Regions from separate parts of the Mus musculus genome. Here all the other regions are linked to region 1. A link is a loop called in an ENCODE intact Hi-C map of the cell type or tissue named here. Cell type or tissue: gastrocnemius. All regions are shown on one strand.

Region 1 (8,000 bases):
TAAGGTTCCTGAAGTAAGACACCCCTGTTACTGGAGTCAGCTGGAATTTCTCTTACCCAAACAGAGCAAGCAGCTGTCTTTCCAGTGCACAAGGAAGATGCACTTGATATGACAGACAGTGCACAGTCAGGGTCAAGGACTCTAATATGAGGCCTCTGAGGAACATGCTTCAAGCCCTGTGTCAACAGGACTTGGAGCTTACTGCTTGGTTTGGTCTCTCTAATGGCTTAGGAGGAACAGGGGCTACTTCAGCTCCTAATTACCCACCCCTCTTCTTGGTCCTGAGCCCTCCATGAGTCAGTTAGGATTTCCTAAGGTGAGATTTGTGAGCACAGGGTCACTGCATTCTCCACAGCAGTCCCAGAGCAAGCTCTGAGGCCACTTCCTGAGCCCATTGCTCTTATCCATCTGGGCTAGCTTTTTAGCTTCTCTCTCATTGTGCTTGCATAACAGGGTTAAAATGCCCCCACTGCCCCTCACTGCCCTCCACTGCCTTCCAAAGCCCCCCCCCCCCCCCACTCTCCAGGGAAGGGAATCTCCCTGATGCCTAACCACACCTTTATCACTCACTATCTCCTGCTATTGCCTCACCAAATGTCAGATGTTGCTGGGCCTGGGAATTCTTCCCTGGGAAGAGAACCAGGTTCTGCTGTGGAGTTTCCCAGCATCTTGGGAGTCTCCATCATGAAGTAGGTAATAGGAATGTCCAGCAATCCAGGCTGGCCTTTCTGCTAAAAGATTCTGAGAGGCAACCCCAACTTTGGAGGCCACCGTGCCTGACATCATGCCCATGAGAAGTTCTGAGCTGCTAGATCCTTCTACTCATGTGCACCTGCAGGGTCTAAGGTGTCAGCATGGCTGGAGTCTAATTTCTATCCAGAACCTTTGGAGAAAACCCCTGGAGTAGTCCTCACCTTCTTCAGAGTCCTCATGAACCATGATCACATAACACACACTGACAGCACAACTGAAGTCTCAAGCACAGTCACTGGCAGGAAAGACTGCTGCCATGGCAACATCGTTGCTAAGCCCTACAGCAACAGTGACTCCCACATGCCTCAGAGCTCTTAAACCAGGGGTGGTGAGGTGTGCCACCATCCTTTCAAGCCCAGTTTGCAGAAATGAACTTGACCTCTGACATCCCTTGTTTGCTGTTTGGGTAAGAGAAATTCAAGCTGCTGTTAGTAACAGGGTGCCTCACTTCAGGATCCTTAGCAAGCCCAAATCTGTAAGACCCTCACTTCTTCCAAGTAACTTTTGAAAGGAAGTAGACAGACTGCTTATGATGGTTCCCAATGATCTCAGAGAATGGGACCCAATACTGTGCTCGCTGCCCTGAAGTCTGTTCTACAGCTAGATCACTGGGTTTGCTCAACTTCCACCGGACTCTTCTTTATCGCCACTGGCCATCCTGAGTTCAATCCTCACTTAAAAGTCGTCTCAGTAACTCTCCCTCTGGTTCCTCTTCTCAACTCCATTCCCTACAGTAATGTCCACACTACCTTCATACACCCAACATCGCCCTTTCCAAAAACAGGAATCGCATCTCGTTTCTCTCCAGACCCGCCTCTTCAGTGACACTTTGTAGATGGCAAAACTGAGCCTCAGCTGCAGAGCCTTTCTATCCCCTGAGCACCTCTCCCAAGTCAAACAGATAGACACCCCAGCAGACCAAAAATCTTGGTGCCCTCTAAAACATATTCTACATGTAAAAGTAATGTGATTCTTGCTATTTAAAATGCCAATTGTCTTAGGGTTTCTATTGCTCTGACAAAATACCATGACCAAAAGCAGCTTGGGGAAGAAGGGATTTATGTTCAGTAGCATCCCTGGTTGTCAGGGCAAGAACTCAAGGCATGAACCTGGAGATAAGAACTGATACACAGTCCATGGAGAGACGCCTCTTACTGCTTGTTTCTTATTGTTTACTCCTGTTCTCTTATAGTACCCAGGCCCACCAGTGGTACCACCCACAGTAATGTGTGCACCACCACCCCACCCTCCTGCATCAAACATCAATGAAGAAAATGCACCATGGGCTTGCCCACAGGTCAGTTTGGTGGAGGCATTTTCTCAATTGGGATTCCTTCTTCCAGAATGACTCTAAATTATGCCAAACTGACATAAAACTAGCCAGTATGCCTATGGGGAAAAACAAACAAAAAAACAAAAAAACAGGCACCAAATGTTTGTTGAATAAGTAAAGATATTTGAATATACATACTAGTCAAAGGTACTAAACTGTAGTGTGTGTGTGTCTGTGTGTCTGTGTGTGTGAAGGATCATGAGTCATGAGATCAACTAGTTTTGAACACAGTACAAGCCATAGAAGAGATCTGCACTGGGAGTCATTAAGAGCCCTTGTTGTTTATGGTTTTAAGCTGGTGTAGACCTAGGCTTGCCTCTGTAGGTTGGTTTGGGGGGGGGGGTTGTTTTTGTGGCTTGACTGCTGTAAGAAATAACTGATTGTACTCCTTTGTGTTCAGTTGGCCTGTGCCTGGCCTCTGAAGGAGCAGGAAGGGAAAAGGGAGGAGGCTGGAAAGGAAGGCCTTGCCCCTTCCTGCCCTGTGCCCAGTGCTGATTCAGCGCTCTTGTGAGGGGCGTAGTCTGCAATAAAATACACATAAAAGCCCTAGGAACCAGCACACCAACACACCAGGGCCTGCTCCCTTAACACAGGGAGGGCATGGTATAGCAGAGAGAGGAGCAGTCCACAAAACAAGACTAAGTCTAACAGTATAAACTTTCCTCGGGGAGACTGGGACCCAAAGAAAATGAGTATCCCCAGTGCTGAGTTCTTATTAGAGGCAGTTGCTTGTAAAGATGCCATGCCATCATTAAAGCATGTTTACAGGGAATAGAAGGTCCTGCTTAGCAGAGCAGCAGGGAGAACAGAGGTGAGGAAATGCAGATAGAAAAAGATATAGGACATAAATTCACACAATGAGCACACAGCAGGACATGCTCAGTGTCCTTGCAAGGGGTGTGGTTCTCGGGCAAGTCCTACCACCATTGAATGTACACTGTTGGGGCCAAGTCCAGGACCCTATCCCTGGGTGTGCATGTGAATGTGTGTGTGTGTGTGTGTGTGTGTGTGTGTGTGTGTGTGTGTGTGTGTGTGTATTCTCAGGGCTAACCTTTTGGTGTTGAATAACTCGTTGGTGTGCTTTCTCTTGGAGAATATGTTTCTCCTGCTCTCAGCATTCCTTAGTTGTCTGCAGACCTTGTATAGGGCTGAGCCCCTTGGGTCTCCTCATTCACCACATTACATACATGTTATTGTTTGTGTTCAGCTCATGTTCAGGTGATCAAGATGGTGAGACTCTGTGGTCTAGCTTCTGACATTCCTAGGAAACACAATCTCGCAGAAAACTCCCTGATCCTCTGTCCCTTATAATCTTTCTGTTCCCTCTTCTGCAATGATTCCTGAGCCTTAGGTGTGAGAGTTGTTTTATAGATATAGATATCCATTGAGACTGGGCTCCACACTCTGTATTTTGATTGGTTGTGGTTTTCTGTAACGGTCTTCATCTGTTGCAAAGAGAAGTTTCCTTGATGAGAGGTGAGAACTATATTCCTCTGCGTCGATAAGGAAAAACAGTTACAATGTATTTAGAGAATATTTAGTAAAGTGGTGATTGTAGGTTCAAGACCCATGTTGTCACTAGCCCTGGGAAGTTGGCTGGGTTTCCATCAGTAGGCATGGCTTTCCTCTTGTTGATCAGGTCCTTTTTTTGCTTCTTGAATGTTAGAAGTTTTGATGTTGATGATGATGTTTTGGGTTGGTTGGTTGGTTTGTTTTCAAGACATAATTTCTCTGTGTATTCCTGGAAGTCCTGATACTCACTATGTAGACCAGGGTAGCTCAAACTTTAGATCCTTTCAGCTCTGCCTTCCAAGCACTGAGATTACGGGCATGTGCAATGTAGCCTAAGCTCAAACTCATTTTTAACCTGAAGATAAGGTTAAGTCCTTGGTCCCCCTTCCACCACCTTCAAAGTCTGGGGTTGAAGATCCAGTTTGAGAAAGTTCTTGTCCACAATGTATTTATTTACTGAGGCACCGGATACTCAATTGCTGATAACATGCTCTTTGCCCCAATAATAACTAAGACATTTGCGACATCTGGTGGACGTATACTGGTCCTGCGCATAATTTACGTGAGAAATTGTGTTCACAGAGGGCCTGGTTAAATCAAATGACACAAGGGGGCGCTGTTCTATCTACAAAGCCTGTGTCAGCTCTGCAGCTGTACTGGGATGTGGCCCTGGAGGTTACTCTGCCTTTCTTTTTCTTTTTTTTCGTTCCTTTTTCTTTTCTCTTCTTTCTTGCCTTTTCTTTCTCTTTCTTTCTTTCTTTTTTTTTTCAGTGCAACACACTTTTTCTTTCTTAAACACAGGTGTCTAAGTGTAAGAGGCCTAACTGGAAAGGGTCTCCTTGGAGCTGTCAGCAAGGAGGATGGGTCACCTCAGGCTTCAGCATTCTCCTAGCCCACCACTCACCCTCTGGGGGAATGAAGATGCCTGCCTGGCTCCCTAGAGCTGCATCTGCCCTGCAGCCTGCCAAAACCTCACTTCTGGTTGCTTCCTGACCCTAGCTACACCCTATGGAGACACATATGGTCATCCTGGCTGGGCAGCATTGACTTACAGGCTAAACTCAGGGCTCCACCCATGAGCTACACAATGTCCTATCTCTGTGGAGCACTGAATGTCACAGGGGTGGACTTCCCCTGTCTGCATTCTGCGCCTCTTCATTGAAATGACTCTTCTTTATTGCCATCCAGTCCCTGGATGCTCATCGTGGACCCTTGGCATCTCTCCCCCTCAGGAGAGACCCTCCTTACAACCAAGCAGCTCATCCCCAGCCAAGTGAGGACATCTGAAATAGGCAGCCTCCTCCGGACATCAACCTGTCTCCATGCACCCAATTAAAAAAAAAATGATAGGAGCTCGTGTGATTATTGGAAGAGCCATGGTAACTGTCACAGATTTGGGTAAAAGACACGGTTTTCTATGAGTGATGACCATATATGGGAGCATAATGATGACCTGCCTAACTGGGGTCAAAAGCTGGTGGACCTGTTAGGGTGCCATGGGAGCCCTCTCAGACTCTTCCCAGCATCCTGGTGTCTCTCTATCCCTGGAACTAGGGCCCATCCCAGCACACTCCTGAACACAAATTATAATGGTGAATGGAGTAGGGTTTCCACAGCTACACCTGAAGCTAGGGCACCATTAGCCCATCCTTCCTTAAGGCTTGGGAACAGAGTTCTCAGAAGAGATCAGATGAGGCTCAGCTGTGCAGTCTCATGGGCTAGGATGCGAAGAATTCATCCCCTGCTCTGCCCTGCCAGAGCAGCAAGGACCAGAAGCACAAAAATTACATTGGGGAAGGCTTTCTTACCTTCCTCCTCCCCTTGACTTGACAGCAGGTCTAGAAGAGAGAAACCCTCAACTTCCATCATTCAGGCTGCTGTGCAAGACCAAAGTTTGCTCTTCCAGATTGGTTGTTCTGTGATGTGGGTGGAGTTTGTGACCACTCTCATCTCTTCTTTCTTCTCTCTTCTCCTCTCCCCTCCCCTCCCCTCCCTTCCTCTCCCCTTCCCTCCATTCTCCTCTCCTCCCCTACCTCCCTCTCCTCCCCATCTCTTCTTTCAGAGACAGGGTTTCTCTGTGTAGCCTTAACTGTCCTGGAACTCACTTTATAGACTAAGCTGGCCTTAAACTCCAAGATCTACATGTCTCTGCCTCCCTAGTCCTGGAATTAAAGCCATGGGCTACCATGCCCAGCTGTGGCCACACTTTTCAACAAGGCCACTGTCCAAATGCTACCCAGCCTCCAGGGCTAGAAAAAACTCCATTTTCTATTGTGCACAAAGACCACTAAGGACCCAAGACAGAGCACAAATAGGGTCTTGAAGTCAAGAGATAGATGGGGATGAGCAGGCAATTGAGAGCAGCAGAAAGTGGGTGTGGAGCTGTCCCTTCTCTGCCTGGCCATGCCTGGCCACTTTGAACAGTCCTTCTATTTTGGAGATACTAGATGTCTTAGTTAGGTTTTATTGTTGTGAAGAGATACCATGACCAAGTCAACTCTTAGAAAGGCAAACACTTAATTGGGGCTGGCTTATACTTTCAGAGGTTTAGTCCATTATTATCATGGTAGGAGTCATGGCAGCATCCAGACAGACATGGTGCTGGAGAATGAGCTAAGAGTTCTACAAACAGGAGTCTATCTTCCACAGGCTGTGAGGAGGAGGTTCTCTTCCACACAAGGCAGAGCCTAAGCATAGGAGGAGGCCTCAAAGCCCACTGTCTTAGTTAGGGTTTTACTGCTGTGAACAGACACCATGATCAAGGCAAGTATTATAAAAACAACATTTAATTGGGGCTGGCTTACAGGTTCAGTCAGAAGTTCCGTTCATTATCATCAAGGTGAGAGCATGACAGTATCCCAGCAGGCATGGCGCAGGAGGAGCTGAGAGTTCTATGTCTTCATCCAAAGGCTGCTAGTGGAAGACTGACTTCCAGGCAACTAGGGTGAGGATCTTATACCCACACCCACAGTGACACACCCATTCCAACCAGGTCACACCTATTCCAACAAGGCCACACCTTCAGATGGTGCCACTCCCTGGTCCAAGGATATACAAACCATCACACCCACTTACATGGTGACATACTTCCTCCAACAAGGCCACACTTCCCTGTGGGCCAAGCATGCAAACACATGAATCTATGGGAGCCATACCTATTCCAACCACCACATCGGAATTGTTTTGATCTGAGGTCTAATTGTTGTGGGACCAGCCACATGGGACAGACAAACAGGAAACAAGGCATCCTACCAAGTGACAAATGGTGGACTCTATAGCCAGGTATAGTGGGTCATACCTGTAATCCTGGAACTTGTAGGGCAGAGGGAAGATTGCTGCTAGTTCAAGAGAGCCTGTGCTACACAATTTCAGACCTGACTGTAACAGACTGAGACCTGGTCTCAAAGCATATTAAGTTAACTGAATTAAACTAGTACTTTCTGCATTTCTTAATTCTACATAAAGCCCTTTCAATATGAAGCACATTCCTTTTTCACATGCTATATTTTTAAAAAAATGAATTACCATGATGGGTGGTGCACACCTTTAATCCCAACACTCAGGAGGTAGAGGCAGGCAGATCTCTGAGTTTGAAGCCAGCCTGGTCTATGAGCTAGTTTCAGGACAGTCAAGGCTATACAAAGAAACCCTATTTCAAAAACAAAGAAACAGTTATCCATCTCAGGGATTTCTATTACATTTATCTTCTTATTCCTTATGTATGTATTTTGTGTGCATGTTAGGTGTGGGTGTGGGTGTGCGTGTGCAGTGGTGAACACATGGAAATTAGAGGACAGCATGTAGGAGTGCGTTCTCTCCTTCCACCATTCGGGTTCCTGGGACTAAACTCGGGCTGTCAGATGTCAGCAGCAAGTGCCTTTACCTGATGAGCCACCTCGATGGCCTGTAGGGATTTGCAAATGAAGGAAATACTGGTAATTCTGAGCTTCTCGGTAACTTCACCTAGAAACTAAACATTGTCATCTTCTTTTATTTGCTTTTCTCATTATTGGCTTTGTCTTGTTTTGGTTTTTGTTTGTGAGACAAGATCTCACACTATGTATCCCAGGCTAATCTAGAGATCCTTCTTTGGCCCCCTGAGTGCTGACCATCCCAGGATGGGAAGCTCTGATTTGGAGGCGGGAGAACACAGCCAGTTCCTAGGTTTGTGGGCTTAGCTGAGTCCTTTTTACATCATAATTTTGTCATCTGTGGGATTAATCTATAAGTTGACCAATTATCCCAGTTTACCTAGGTGGAAACATTTCTTAGGACACAGGAAATTTCTGAGATAAAACCCAGAAAGTACGCCTAACGAGTGTATCATCTGAAGAAAAGATGAAGAAAAGAAACGATGCATCGAAAGTGGCCTGGGTCTCACAGCTTCCTTCTCAACACAGCT
Region 2 (8,000 bases), 380 kb before region 1:
GGTAACACATTTCCACTTGGGTTGTAAGATAACAATCCTTTATTTTAGGTAGCAGTTGGTTTTAAAAAATATATATCTTCCTGTTTCCAAGTAAAGGCCTATTAGTAAAGACGACATTAAACTGTTCTAAGTAGAGCTAATAACTGAACTTGGCTGGCCTGTTAATGAAGTGGGTTCATTTGTACGCTCTGATGGCGGTAGTCAATAGAGCCCAAGGAGACTTGCCCCAAGGGGCTCACTTCTTGGCAGCAGGATGTTGTTTTCCTTAGTAGGTCTTGATTAGATTAGATTCGTAAAGACAAAGTCTTTAAATCTTGATAATGTGTAGAAACCTTGCAAATTTCAAAAAAACGAAAATCCTGAGCTTTTCACACCCCACATATGTTACGTTTTTAATGAATGTGCCATGTTTGCATCGATAATGAGATCCACAGTTGTCTGCAGCACAGCTGTAAATATGAGTAAATATTAACCAGCTGATAAATATCTGGGAGTCTACAAGCGAAAGTATATGCTAACTGTAAGCATAGAGTAAATTATAGAAAGCTTGTTCTTAGCTTTTATGACCATGTGAGTATGGATGTGTGGTGTTTGTATGTGTGCCTGCAGATGCCTGCAGCATCCAGAGAGGGTGTTGGACTTCTTGGAGCTGAAGTTACAGGCAGTTGTGAGCTGCCCGGCAGGGGCATTAGAAATCAAACTCAGATCCTTTGCAAGAGCAGTATGTGTTCAAACTCCGAGCCATTTCTCCAGCCCATTATTAGCATTCTTAAACTCAGGAAATATAGTTTTGTTTGGTCTTCACTTCCTTATCTTTCATCAAAGATTAAGAGAAAAGATTTATGCTGGCAAGTTTATAACAACTTGGCACAAGGTAGAGTCATCTGGGAAGAGGGAACCTTTGTTGGAAAAAATGAGAAGGCCCTCACCAAAAGGCCTGTACACTTTCTAAGTTAGTGATTGGTGTAGGAGGGCCCAGCCCATTATGAGTGGTGCCATCCCTGGGCTGGTGGTCCTGGTTCTGTAAGAAGGCAGGCTGAGCAAGCCATGAGGAGCAGGCTAGTAAGCAGCATCCTCCATGGCCTCTGCATCAGCTCCTGCCTCCAGGCTCCCGCTCTGCTTCCCTGAATGATGGAGGAGTACAAGCTAAAAGATGAAATGAACTTTCTTCCCCAGTTGCTTTTGGCTATGGTGTTTTTTTTTTTTAATCACTACAATATAAACATTAAGTAAGATGAAATTTATATGTAATTGGCCAGAAAGTTATCTTTATGGCATTTCAGATAAAAATTTAAACAAGAACCAAGTTGTTTATTTCTATTACAACAAGCTTTCCTTAAAGTGTTGGTCTGCTCATAGTACAGTTTCAAAAAAACAAAACGTTTTATAGACCAAGATATTTTACTGGTAGTTTTTTATGAAGTTTGTTTGTTTGTTTTGCTTTAGGGATAAAATCTGAAGCGGCTTGATGTTTATTTAAGCGTATATTTGCTCTAAGATCTTTACAGTGACATCTGGCTTACAACAATTGTTAAATGGGCTCCTCTTATTTAGTAATCATATTTGATATGCCCCACAGATACAAATTTTATAACCTTTTAAAATCCTGAGGGTCTAAATACATGCGGTCTATTGTGAATGTCCTTTTTATATGCTATTAAAAGAAATCCGGCCGGGCGTGGTGGCACACACCTTTAATCCCAGCACTCGGGAGGCAGAGGCAGGTGGATTTCTGAGTTCGAGGCCAGCCTGGTCTACAAAGTGAGTTCCAGGACAGCCAGGGCTATACAGAGATCCAATCAGGCTGCTAAGTCACCGGGCTCTGTGTGTCCTGTAGTCAATTGTTGTGTTCGGCCAGCAGACCACAACCTGGGTTCTTGTGGCCTTAAAGTTTGTTCTGAAGAGGGAGCTGCATTTGGTAAAGGGATTAGTGGCATTTTGCATTTGTTTGTGGATTCCACATACAACGCAGTCATTAAAAAGAAATTATTCAACATGAGAAGAGTCATGAATAAAACAAACATTTCCTTCCTCCTCTTTCTTGCTCAACTTGACCCTGCCTAGTAGTGCTGTGGAGTGTTGCCCTTTTCACAGAGCATGGCTTGTCATTCCCAAAGCTAGAGCCTGCATCTAAGCCTGCTGCTGGCCTGCCTTCCTCACCGCCCTCCCCCACCCCCGCAACTAATTCATGTGTTGAGGTTTTGGTGGATCTCACCATGGGAATTTGAGGTATCTGTGGGCACGTATAGAAGCTGGGGTTCTGAGGTCTCTTTTGTGGCTCTTGTTCAGCACCAGACCCACATCCCACCTACTGCATGTGGCCAGAGTCTGAGCTTCTGTAGGCCTGAAGGCAAAGCCCATCAGCTTATTGGCAGTATCCAGAGCTGAGCCTCTGTCAGTCTTACTGTGGCCTTGGTTGGTAAGGTCATGTATCTGTTAGCTTTAATGACAGGAAAAATTAGAGAGGCTTTTTTTCAAGATAGAAAATGGGCTGCCAGAGAGATTAATTCGTCAGATGAACACAGATTCTGACTCTTCTGGTAAGTATCATTCTAAAGACTAAAATTCCTTTTGTGCTTAAAATTCAGCTGAGAGCAACAGCTCTCAAAGCTGTTCTCCAGCTACTCTCTGAACCAGCTCCCGACAGGAGGCCGGAGACTAGCCTCAGCTTTACAATTTGCATTTGAATAAAGTACCTAGACTTCCCCAAAAGAAGTTCTGCTTTCCTACTTTCTCACTGTCTTTCAAGATTTTGTCTTTCAAGCAGGTAAATCAACATTCCCGAGGCGGACCAGTGGATGTGCATCCCTGCCCCCCTAGAGCACACAGGTGGCAGCTGTTACCCCCAGTCTCAGGACATTTCCAGCATGTGGCTTTCAGTCTGAGTTAAAAATTAGGTTTACCAAGAGGGCTAGAAAAGTAGATATTTCTATATTAATAAAGATTGGTTTTTATTTTGATAGACAGGCTTAGCCCCTTAGCTGACCTCTGGCTTTTCACCCTTGCTGTTACTGCAAGGTGTCCTTAGCTCAATAGGCTGTGGAAAAAACAGGGATGAGGAAAAACGACTTCCAGCTCCTATTTTAGCCACAAATCGTGGTGTTACTAACGACATAATTCTTGCTTAGGCTTTGCTAATTCTGAGGTTGATAATTCTCCTTTAGGAGCTGCACAGCACTCAAAACTGTGCATACTGGTTTGTGATTGTACAAATTCAGTATGGGCACCGCTTGGTGCAGAGATACTTACTGCAAGGGAAGGTCCGGCTTGACCATTTCTGAGTTTCCTGTGAGATAAACCCGGTTTGAAAGAGGTTGGTACCAAATTTTGGTTAAAAATAAAAAATATTTTCCGGCTCTACCTCGCCTCCCCAAAAGGTACCGAGAGCCACATGTGTGGGTTTTACCCACGGGAGGAATCGGGTCCATGTCCACCCAAGCCAAGGTTAAAAGCCCACTCATCTACGGATGAGAAAATCATTTGATCACCTCAGTTAAGCGTTGCCTTATTTAACTTAATTAATAGGGGGGAGAGAGATTGGAGACGTACTATTGAAAGGGCAAGCCCTTCACTGCCTCCCACCCAAATAAAAGAGCCGGTCGAACGCCTTCTCCCTGTTTCCCACCTATCTTCCAAAAATGCGGAGGAATATCAACTTAGTGCTATTTTCACATCGTTCAGTCAAACTTAGCCAGAGTTCCAACGCCCTACTTAAAATTCAACTAGAAAGTTACCTACCAAGTACTAATTAGCATTATAAAGTCAGAGTCTGCAGCTCCAGGCCTTTCAGTTAGTTGTTTACTAGAAAGGACAGTCTTAAGCCAGATACAGTTTACCATAAGAAAGGTTAAAGAATCCCAGTGAAGCAAGTTTTTTCTTTAGCCCTAGATTCCAGGCAGAACTATTTGAGCATAGATAATTTTTCCCCCTCAGGCCAGCCTTTTCTTTTTTTTTTTATTATTTTGTTAATAATAGGGAGGAGATGTAGTCTCCCCTCCCCCAGCCTGAAACCTGCTTGCTCGGGGTGGAGCTTCCTGCTCATTCGTTCTGCCACGCCCACTGCTGGAACCTGAGGAGCCACACACGTGCACCTTTCTACTGGACCAGAGATTATTCGGCGGGAATCGGGTCCCCTCCCCCTTCCTTCATAACTAGTGTCGCAACAATAAAATTTGAGCCTTGATCAGAGTAACTGTCTTGGCTACATTCTTTTCTCTCGCCACCTAGCCCCTCTTCTCTTCCAGGTTTCCAAAATGCCTTTCCAGGCTAGAACCCAGGTTGTGGTCTGCTGGCCGAACACAACAGTCAATAAAGGACAATATTGTTCCTTTCATCCACATTTCAAAAAAATCTAGAATTAAAGAGCTTAATACAAGATACATTAATAAACCTTTTTGAAAGAGGTTCTTGACTGTACTGTTGGTAAACACATGAAAGCTAAGTCACGGCAGAAGGTACATTTATAGATATGTGTGTGAGAGCCAGAAGTTGGGGGATGAAACCTCTGAAATCACCGACAAAAATAAATCCTCTCCATTTTTAAGATGTTCTGTCATAGTGACCAACAGCCTAACAACATACTAGGCAAGCAAGTGACCTATACACCTTCCCAACTCAGAAAGAGGGGTCTTACCGTCATTGCCAGCACAGCATCCTGCCACTAGATGGCGGCACAGGACAGGTTTTGATATCAGCTCCCCTTGCATTGGATAACAGTTTTTCATGTCTTTCTCCGTTCTCATGTGCTTTCCATGGCTTTACAGAATCTACACAAAATTAGCAGTGGATGGTCAACTAGATGAAACAACATGCCAAACCTCACATTAAGTAATGCTCAAGAAAAATGGTGGGGTAATAACCACTCTAGAAATTGGATTTTTTTTTTTAATTGTCCTTTTCAGTTCCAATTCCATACAAGAAATACCTTACCAATGACAGAGAAACCTCTCTAGGACCCTTTTCCATGGCACTAGAAAACTGGAACAAGAACCCAAAATTTGTGAATTTTATGACTTATCTGCTAGCTTAGCTGAATCTACGTAGATGTGTTTTCTGGCTTTGGTTCCACCCTTTCACAGATTGCAACACTATTTTGAGGAAGGAGGAGGCCAACTGAAAATAGCTCTCTAATTTTTGACAAAGCTGTAAATAAATCTATGTTGTGTTGTTATTTATAGTGTTTTACAGAGGTCAAAAGACAATGGATCCCCCTGGGACTGGACTTACAGATGGTTATGAACCACCCACCATAAGGTTGCTGGGTGCTGAACTTAAACTCTCTGCAGGAGCAGCAAGTGCTCTTAACCACTGAACCATTTCTCCTATGGAGTTGGTTGGTTGGTTGGTTGGTTTTTGAGACACAGTTTCACATAGCCCCAGGCTAGTGTTAAATTTACTGTTTAGCCAAGGCTAGCCATGAACCCCTGATCTTTAGGTCCCAGATCCTGAAAGTAACAGGTATACACCACCACATCTAGCATAATATATGGCTTTATTTTTTAAAAAAAAATAGAATTTCAGACATGTGTGGTAGTGCACACCTTTAATCCCAGTACTCGGAAGGCAGTCACAGGTGGATCTCCATGAATTCTAGGTCAGCCTAGACTACATAGCAAGTTACAGGACAGCCAGGGCTACATAGAGAGGTCTTATTTCAAACAACAATAGCAACATTTAAAAATTAAAAGTACAGAATAAGGTCTTGTGTATACCAGGCTAGACTCCATAACCAAGGACAGCCTTGAACTTCTGATCCTCCAACCTTTACCTCCCCAGCGCAGAGGTTACAAGTGTGGTGGTCTCACCCAGTTATACAGTGATGGGATGCCTTTGTATTAACTGAGCTATGTCCTTATGTTATTTTCAACTGATGTGGGAAAGTGGCTGGACCAGAGCCGGGAGCTCTGGGAAGAGAGGCAGATAAGGAACATTGTGGGGGATTCAGAAGCCCCTTCTTCTAGGGCTAGCCCTCCAAAATCCTCTGTGGACAAGGATCAACAGTGTGCCTTATGACAAGGGGACATTCTCAGGGCAAGGCTCTAGCATAACCCAGGACAGCAAAGGTGTTGAGTTTTGAGCTGAGATAAAACCTGGGCAACTGGCTCCAAGCTGGGGAGTGGCTACATGCTTGCCAGGGCTCTGAAAATGCTTCTTAACTTTTTCTGAGGAAGAGAAAAAGAAGCATCAGGACTTAAAGGAAAACATTCCATCACCAGCTCCCTTAGTTTAATCTGGTTAGACCGGGACATCTGCTAGCACATTCGTGTTGCATGTCATTTTAAAACATGCCTCTGCCTTTGCCCAGACCACAGACCGCGCTACCGACTTAGCTCCAAGAATGGCCAGCTTCCGCCTTTGCCGGGAGCTGCGATCGCACTCTCAGCCTATCCAGGCTTAGTTTTGCCAAGCTGCCATCAACTGCCCTGGTTTTTCTCTTTCTCTGCCCACCTTTGCTCTGCAGATGGAAATCACTAGACAGCTTTATTATTTTAAAACTTGCCAGATAGCACATTTGTTGGGCATAGCACCTTCTGCCCTAACCTTAACAGCTAGTCTCTATCAGCCATCTGCTGGTGAAGGAGGCCAGAGCGTCTGCCCTTAATTTCATAAGGTCGTGACCTCATGGACACAACACTATATACCGGTAACAACTCAGGGCTACAAGGCTTCCCAGGAGATACCTACATTCTGGTCTTCAGTTCTTTGCCTAGGCTATCATGGTACTTCCTAATGTTCTGTATGTGGATATAGCTAGGAGCTGAGTTAGAGACAGCCACCGCTGACGGGCATGACAGGAGTCCTGAAGGGAGTCATGGACCCTTCAGTTCCAGGCAAACAAAAGGAATCCCATGCTTGTAGTTTGAAGGTGTTTGGGGGAGTTCCACAGTGTGTGACCTAGCCCACTATGCTGTGAATCACAAGGCAGTTAGTTCAAAGTGGTTTTTAGCCTGGATATGGAGGTGGAACTATACTTACAACTTTGGGGCAGAAGATGGAGTGAGGCACTGGAAGGCCACTGCACCCTGTTCAACTCTCTACACAGAGAAAACTGCAAAGAGGAGATGGCCTGATTTGGGGGAGACAAAGGGAACGTGTGAGGCTGACGGTGACCTAACAAGAAGGAGGGAAGGAAGCCCCAGACCAATGAGAAGCCCCATTTCTTAAAAAAAAGGAGAAAGAGACCTAAGCACCAACACCCAGGGTCATCTACTGACCTCACACAGGCACATCATGTGTGCATGTATATACTGACACCTGCTCCTTTCCCCACATACATGGTAAACCTTGAGCCAGCCCTAAGAGAATTTTCCACGAGGACATAATAAAAATCATCAACCCTGACTCTCTCAAGGCATCATGGTCCTGCTCTGATGCTCCATATGTGCCAGGTCTCTTTTGACTTAATCACTTTGACAGAGGTTGGTTCCAGTAGAATCCTCATGGCCCTTTCAGCCATTATAGGCTTTTTGGCTAAATCTGCTGATTAGGAAGTTGATTGGTGTACCTTCAAATCCTGAACTTGGAGCAACACTGCAGTGAGTGGGAGAGGGATGGATGAGATGCCCCATGCCAGTACCCCAGGAGCTGCTGCTCAGTGCTTTCACATCTCTGGAGACTCCTGTCAGTTAAGGGAAAGAACTACCTGGGAAATTTCCATTTTCTCTCCCTCCTGCTGTACTTGTGGTTAGTTCTGGAGATCTGTGGAGAAATTCTCATTCGCTAGGCTTGCTTTGAGAAGTCCTCCTAGGACACCAGTTCTAGCTGAGAGGCCAGGTATTGCCCGACTTGGTTCATGTTTATGCCTAACATCCATGTGTCGTTCCTCCCTAGACAGTCCAAACTGCATCTTTGTTGGCTACTCATTGACTTAACACACATCCATTACCTACCATCCTGCCTCTATTATGGCTTATACTGATTGTGCCCACCTTGTCTCTGTTCCATAAGGAGTACCACCTAACCTTACCACACCAGAATTAGGTTATTTTTCATGAGACCAG
Region 3 (8,000 bases), 360 kb before region 1:
CTTCAGCTAAGTTGCCTCACTTCTGTGAGCCTCTGTTTCCCCACCTGTCCAATGGATATTAACACTTATCCAACACAAAGATGCTGCTGTTATCATCTAAGAGGCTGTAGAAATTAACAGGTGTCATTTTCTTCTCAAACAAGTCACTTTCTAGTTGCCTTTCCTTGATGTAACTATAGTGTGTGTGTGTGTGTGTGTGTCCATGTTCTCTGTGTGTGACTCTATGTCTTTGTCTCTGTCTCTCCTCCCTCTGTGTCTGTGCTGTGTGTCCCTCTCTTTCGCTATCAATCTCTGTCTCCTGTCTCTCTGTCTCTCTATGACTCTGTCTTCTCTCATGTCTTCACACACATAGAGGGGGATATATATATATATATATATATATATATATATATATACACACATATATATATACATATATATATATATATTATGTATACAAGTAGTCTATTTGCATGTATGCATGCATGCCAGAAGAGGGCATCAGATCACATTATAGATGGTTGTGAGCCACCATATGGTTGTTGGGAATTGAACTCAGGACATCTGGAAGAACAGCCAGTGCTCTTAACCTCTGAGCCATCTGTCCAGCCCCCTTAAGATTATCTTATTTTATGTATATCAGTATTCTATCTGCATGTACACCTGTATGCCAGAAGAGGGCATCAGATCACATTATAGGTGGTTGCGAGCTACTCTGTGGTTACTAGGAATTGAACTCAAGACCTACTGAGCCTTCTATCTCTTTAGCCTGGTTGCTCCTTTTGGAGGCAGAACCTTTTTCAGATCTGTCTCCTCACTTCTAGAAGTTGGCTGGTAATCTTTCATATTATTCAGGTTATTGATGAATTGTCCCAGCCCCTGTCCTCATGTTTGTTTGCATGGTGTTCTGTGCTGACACCCATTTCTGTTTCTCAGTTACCCCTTTCCAGAGAGCTCAAAATACCTTCATATTAATTTAGTGACTTACAAATGCCCTATTTCCCAGGAATGGCATAGTTATAGGTACAAGAACTTAAGACTTACATTTCTTCTTGGAAAATATAATTCAGTGCATAAGTATATTGCAGACTTCAGCGTATCAGCAGTTTATTGATGAGCTGACACTGTCATAGTGCTAGGAAGAATCAACTTAATTTAGTATATTTGTGTGTAATACTTTGGCTGTATTGTATTCTCCTAAAACTAGTTACTAAACACTGACTGGGCTCCAGATAAGAATCATGGATAGAAGATAAAAAGTTCTTCCAACATTGACTACCCCGGGCCCTTGAGTGCCCAAGGCCTGTGAACCAAACTGGCAGATTCAAAGGATATAACTCCAAACCCTGGGAGCTAAGACCCCATCACTTCATGCTTTGGAAGCTGGAGACTTGAAGCTCTAAGTACTATAACTGAATTTGTTATTCTGGGTGGCTATTGTAACCCTAACACTGGCAGCTAAGAACCAAGGCAGCAGACAGCAGCTAGCAGTGGAAGGTGGTGCCTGTCTGTACTCAGACCTACAGCAACAAGTGTTACAGCTTTCTGGAGCTAAGAGCCCAGCCCTTAGTCCAGAGTTCTGAAAGCACTAAACACTAGGATTTGTTAGATCCTTGGAATTATCCCATCAACTGGAGCCCACCATTGTCTTCTCTGGCTCTTCCTATTCTTTGGTCTGTCTTCAGCCTGGGCTTTCTGGCTTCACTCTTCTCTACTTCTCCCATAATCTGTTGTATCCGGTTCCTGAGGAGTACAAAAGAGGGTGTCAGATTCCCTAAAACTGGAGTTACAGACAGTTGTGGGCAGCCATGTAAATGCTAAGAATTGAACCCAGGTCCTCTGAAAGAGCAATCAGAGCCATCTCTCCAGCCCCTCGAGTGCCCTCTTACCATGACTATAATTCAGCTGATGCTCTCACTGTCTTCTCTTGTGTTGCCCCATCAGCACATGCTACTAACAAAAAGTAGGCGGGAAAGATACTTTGTAGAAGCCTTTTATTGGCCTAATGTTGCAATTGTTGGGAGACACAGGAGGCTGTCTTCCAGTGAACTCCTAAAGTGAGCTGAATAGCCCACTTACACAGCTAGAAATGGAGTACCCAGAGTGTTGGCTCCAATCACAGACTAGTGATTCAGGCAAATTAAAGACCCTATTTGAACTAATCATGGGTCTTCTGTGGGGCCCCTTGGAGGAGTGCTCCTCTACCCTGGACTGGGGCAAAAAAGTCAGAGTCACATAGAGTGCACAGAGTCTGTGATGTTAAAGTAGCTGGTGCCTGCTGCCCAAACAGCAGTGGCTGATTCCAATGTAGCTTCCTCAAGAAGTCAAACAAGAGTTAAAAGTGCTGGTAGCTTTTCACATAAGGCTTCTGAGGCATGGGGGTGGGGAAGGGTATAACAGCTGTTAACCAGGGAGTAGAACCCAGAGCCAAATCTTAGCTTATATAAGGAGAAATTGAAATTAAAAGGAAAGAGTAAAAGCTAACAGTGTCTGGTACTCTGCTGATCCTGAGATTGGCAAGAAAGAAAGGATCAGATCCACAATTGTCCAAATTAGAGTAAGCTGTATTTGAGTGCACCTGGGACTTGCCAGCCTTGTCTCCCCATAAATTGAGGCACCCACTCCTCTTGAAGTTCCTTTTATAAGAAAGACGAGGTATTCACAGGGGAGAGAGGTTAGGTAGTTATTCATTGTTTAAAAAAGATACAATTTAAGAGAAGAAACACACCATTGCATACACTAGCAAGATTTTATTGAAAGGACGCAGATGTAGCTGTCTCTTGTGAGACTATGCCGGGGCCCAGCAAACACAGAAGTGGATGCTCACAGTCAGCTAATGGATGGATCATAGGGCTCCCAATGGAGGAGCTAGAGAAAGTAGCCAAGGAGCTAAAGGGATCTGCAACCCTATAGGTGGAACAACATTATGAGCTAACCAGTACCCCGGAGCTCTTGACTCTAGCTGCATATATATCAAAAGATGGCCTAGTCGGCCATCACTGGAAAGAGAGGCCCATTGGACTTGCAAACTTTATATGCCCCAGTACAGGAGAATACCAGGGCCAAAAAGGGGGAGTGGGTGGGCAGGGGAGTGGGGGTGGGTGGATATGGGGGACTTTTGGTATAGCATTGGAAATGTAAATGAGTTAAATACCTAATAAAAAATGGAAAAAAAAAAAAAAAAAGAGAAGAAACAAAGGCAAGGGTAGATACCTCGAGAATGGGGTCACAAGCAGTTTACATCAGACCTGACCTACAGGAACTTACTCTTTTTTTGTTTTGCTTTGCTTTGCTTTGCTTTGCTTTGCTTTGCTTTGCTTTGCTTTGCTTTGCTTTGCTTTGCTTTGCTTTGCTTTGCTTTGTTTTGTTTTTGGAGACAGGGTTTCTCTGTATTATAGCCCTGGCTATCCTGGAACTCACTTTATAGACCAGGCTGGCCTCAACTCAGAAATCCGCTTGCCTCTGCCTCCCGAGTGCTGGGATTAAAGACGTGTACCACCACGCCCGGCTTCAGGAACTTACTCTTAATTACAAGTAGAAAACTTATTTAGCAAGGACTTAACTCAGGGCAAACCGACTTAGCTAAGATTTAGCATCAACAAACAGAAACTTCTTTTTAACTAACACAACCCTTAACCTGCAAAGTATATTTTCTGTTTTAATCTCCCATCAACCTGTGAGGCATTCGTTCCTGTTCTATTCTTATATAACAATGTTTAAACCCTGCCCCCCTGTCACAGGAGAGGTGGGTCCCTCTGGTCCAAGAATGCTATACTGAGTATATGTAAGTAGCTAAGAAAACGCCTTATCTGCTTTTTCTGTGTTAAAAATAAAATCCCCAATGTCACCTTGGACGATTACAGGGGAGTGCAGCACTTGGTTTCTGTGGAATCTGCAGGGAACTGCTGGGAGGGTGAGAGCCACAGTCTTCTCCTTGTCAGGTTTGAGGCAGTTGTGAACAGCAGATGTCGCTATTGCCTGCTGCAATTGTTCATGCTCAACAAAAACATCCTGGGCAAAAGGAAGGCAGACATGCAACGGAGAAGCCTCATTCAAGCTGGCAACGGTTCACCTCATTCTCTAAACCCATTCTCTAAACTTTCATCTACTTGCAATTTTTCCACTGCAAAATGTGAAGCTGTCTTGGCTTGTTGCTGGTCTTGAGTCTCTTCACAATCTTCCTCATTCTGCTGTGTGCTGACCCAGAAGACAGCTGATAAGGATCCAATGAGTCAGAAATTAGGGGCAGAGCCTGTGGAGATGAAGTCTGTATTTCCCTGTGTCTAGGATGCTTCAGTCAACGTCAGTCTTCTCTTGGGGGCACTATTGGAGCCGCATCTATATGGATGTGGCTCCCCTGAAGTCATGGCCAGGCCTTCAAAGAAGGACTAGTCTTCTCCTTTTATTGGAACTAAGTTCCAAATTCCCCACTGGGTCTGCATTTCAAGGCTGAATTTCTCTTTTTAAAAGAAGGATCTCCTGTGACAGTAGAAAGAAAAAAAGGGGAGGTGTAGTTATTCAAATGCCCCCTGTTCCCACTGTCCTGCACTTAGCCTCTGGGTTGGCAAGAGTGCTTGTCCTTGTGAGGCCTGACAGATGGGAGGGAGTCACACCCTAAAGGCCATGGCTCAGATAATAAAGTCCCCTCGCTTTTTTTTCCTCCCCCATCAGACAATCGTGGACAAGCAAGGGGAAATCTGAGAACTTTCTCAACTAGGGGAAGGATGGGTGGGACCAGAAGAGGAAATGGCACTGGTTTGGATGAGGAACAGAACCTCAAAAGTCAATATACAGGGCAGCACCTGGAGGGAAGAGGAGGAAGGGCCAGGCAGAAGGGAAGCCAGGGTCAAGGACAGCAGTCTGGCCACCTGTTTCAGATGTGGGTGGAGGCACTCGCAGCTACAGCAGTTTCTGTGGCGGCTTGGTAGCAGATCATCTGTTCTCATAAACTGATTAGGCACATGCCATTGCCAGGGGAGGTGGCCCAGGTCAGCCCTGACGTAAGTTACTCACATAGATAAAGTTATTCATAGGATTTTCTCAGTTTTACACTTGTTCTACCTATATATTTCTCCCTTTGAAAAATATTATGTTGTGAATGCACAGCAAAATGTGCTCTGGTTTGTGTGCCTTTCTAAGTGTTTAAAAAAAAATACCATGTGACTGAGGAGCCCTCATATCAAACTGGACCTGCCATCAACACAACCTTGGGAAGCTCTGCGTGTAAGTTCAGATTTAGGTCCCTCAGAGCAGGATCACGCCCTCATGTTTGAGTTCAGTGGCCAAGAAACAAGTAATAGTCAATTAGTAGATAGTGATTATCCGTGAGACTTCCATCCTCACCTGTGTAGAAAGACAGTCTACATAGGTAAGACAGATGTCATCTACCTCTGTACGAAGCAGCCTTTAAGATGGAGGGAAGAGCCTTCCAGAATCTGCCTGGGAAAGCTAAGCAGGTGTAAGGATAGGATGCTCTCTGTTGCTGAGGATCTCGTGTGAGCCTGCAAACAGACACCCATAGAGGAAGTACAAATAGCCATTGACTAGAGAGAAATGTTGGTGCCCACTGAGAGAGGGAGAGTGCCCACTTGCCTTGACCGGATGCACTCTGAATGAGAGTGGACAGAGGAGTCATGATGGTTAATGCAAGGCAGAACCCTAGGAGAACAGGGTCAAATGAAAACTGGCTAGGTCTTGAGCAAGGGTGTGTGTTGAATTGAAAATAACTGACTGGATACCTGAGAGACTGGGAGAGGGGGACTGTGAACACCCTAGGGGTCCAGCACCAGAGGTAGCAGGCAACTCCCTGGGACAGGTCTGAGAGGGTTCTTCTGAGAGTAAGCATCCCAGAGGGGAAGCTTAAGCTTTGAGAGATGATAATGAGAACCAAAGAACCTTCTGTCCTATACCAGAGAGTAGAAGCAGGTGACAGGCTCAGGTCACCATGCTAAGTGAACTCAAAAGGGGCAGAAACAAGGCAAGGTCCTTGGGGCCTGGTTTGGGACACATCTCTTCAACCACTCCATCTCCCTGTCCCTTCCATTTTGCTGAAAGGCTAGGCATGGTTGCTACCACTGCCCAGGTACAGGGACACCCCACAGTGGCAACAGTGTGCCAGCCCCTTTCCAGTTAGATTTCCTAAGCAGACATTAGAAATTAGAATATCCCGTAGAGGTGTTTTATTTAGGGTTTCTATTGCTGTGATAAGCACCATGACCAAAGCAACTTGGGGTGGAATGGGTTTATTTGGTTTACACTTCCACATCGTAGTCCATCATTGAAGGGAGTCAGGGCAGGAACTCACACAAGGCACAGGAGCTGATACAGAGGCCATGGTGCTGCTTATTAGCTCCTTCCTCCCCCACAATTTGCTCAACTTGCTTTCTTATAGAACCCAGGACCCAGCCCAGGGTGATACTGTTAAGAATTCCTCTAGGCTTTGCCCAACAGTTGCCTAGCAACAGCTGCCTGCCAGGTATGCACCAGGAGCAAGGAGCCTGGCATATAAGAAGACCACTCATTACCAAGCTCTATCTCTCTGTCTTTCCATCTTTCTATGTGCCCATGTCTCTCTATGTCTCTCTGTGTGTATGTCTCTCTCTCCATCTACTCCTCCCTCCTCTTCCTATATGTCTCCGACTAGCCTCTTCCCCTCTTTCTATACTCCCCTCTCCTCTCTCTTTCTGTCCTTCTCTGTCCCCCTTTCCCTGCCTCTACCCATTTCCAGGTCCTTGATCTGCTCCCTAACTCCCTTCCCCCAATAAACTTCCTTTTGCACTAGGCCTGTCGCATGGCTGATTCCTCAAGGAGAACACTTTGGCCGGGGCCATACGACCCACGTTATAATTCATAACAGTAACAAAATTACAATTATGAAGTAGCAATGGAAGTAATTTTATGGTTGGGGATCAGCACAACATGAAGAGCTGTATTAAAAGGGTCACAGCATTAAGATTTGATACCACGACTGCCTTATAGTCTTGCCTTCGGTCAGATCTTATGGGGGCATCTTCTCAATAGGAGTGCCTTTTTAATCTGTATCCAAACCAGACTGCCCAGAGGATGACCTAAGCTTCATCCCCTTGTACTTTAGTTGGCTTCGGGTACACTCTCAAGACTTAGACAAACCACGGAGGTTATCGTGTTGTACTTCAGTAGGTACAGCAGGCTCTTGAGTGATACACATGCTGAGTTATTACTCTACTGCTCTGCTTCGTCCTGGTCCTGGAACCGTGGCTCTCAGAGTGAGCTGGGAAACCTCAAAAGTGTAACTCTCAGATCCCTTTTGAATCAGAACTCTGGGGATGGGGCAAAGCAACCTTCTTAACTAGGGTGGTTGGTGGATGAGTCACTTCCGCTCTAAGACTAAGAACGTGCGGGAGAGGACAACTGTCAAGAGGTGTAGTGGTGGTGTTAATTCTTTTAGAATATGCTGAGGACGGGAACTCACTCAGAGCCTATCAAATTCCTCTTATGAGTAGTTCCTACCCCTCTCCCTTTTATGCTTCAATGGTTGGGGAGAAAGTAAAGGTGTTTTGTGTCCCCTTATCCTCACATAGAACGAAAATACACAGACACAGGGACAGACAACTCTGGTGACTGCAGCATGTGAGATGATTTTTCTCCAAATGCCTGGTTGAGCAGGGTTCACTGTGATCCTTCTCCTCCATGGTGGGTACTGAATTGATTAGCAGTTCTCCTTGGGAAAACAAGAGCCCTGAGTCTATCAGGAGGACCCTTTGGTCACCGAGGATTCCTACATGTAGTCTTATTCCAGTAATCTTTCTTGACCCCAGTGAGAGTGAAAGAACGATGCCACTGGTAGACCAAAGCCAGGATGGTTTCCAAACGCCTTCCATCCTGGGTCCAGTTTGTATTCTTGATTTATACTCTAAACTCACAAGATGGAGCAGGGAGGGCAAGTAACAGGAGCTGACATGTCATTCATCAGGTTGTTAAGGGCAACGACCATTGTCTCAGCTATTTCTCCCGATCATTCAGATCCAGGTACCGATGAAGCT

The links. A loop is a pair of places that touch in the nucleus more often than their neighbours do. Peaks named below come from ENCODE experiments on the same cell type or tissue, not always from the same donor. Only the 100,000 strongest peaks of a DNase experiment are listed, where the experiment ranks them.
Region 2: it touches region 1 in a loop (9-fold over the local background); 20 of 42 quality-filtered maps call a loop at or near these places.
Region 3: a loop joins it to region 1, with 11 times the contacts of the local background. A loop is called at or near these places in 35 of 42 quality-filtered maps.

Annotation. Positions count from the first base shown.
Region 1 is chr12:117,760,871-117,768,870 of GRCm38, forward strand. No RefSeq gene overlaps it. Among named protein-coding and RNA genes, the nearest start is that of Cdca7l, 79 kb to the right of the region's middle. In gastrocnemius, a CTCF peak has its summit at 4,175 (motif pointing right); DNase peaks (open chromatin) are centred at 4,166 and 4,569; H3K27ac peaks cover 2,552 bases.
Region 2 is chr12:117,380,831-117,388,830 of GRCm38, forward strand. No RefSeq gene overlaps it. Among named protein-coding and RNA genes, the nearest start is that of Gm5441, 48 kb to the left of the region's middle. In gastrocnemius, a CTCF peak has its summit at 4,655 (motif pointing right); DNase peaks (open chromatin) are centred at 228, 4,666 and 6,371.
Region 3 is chr12:117,399,764-117,407,763 of GRCm38, forward strand. No RefSeq gene overlaps it. Among named protein-coding and RNA genes, the nearest start is that of Gm31482, 62 kb to the right of the region's middle. In gastrocnemius, a CTCF peak has its summit at 3,946 (motif pointing right); a DNase peak (open chromatin) is centred at 3,954; H3K27ac peaks cover 484 bases.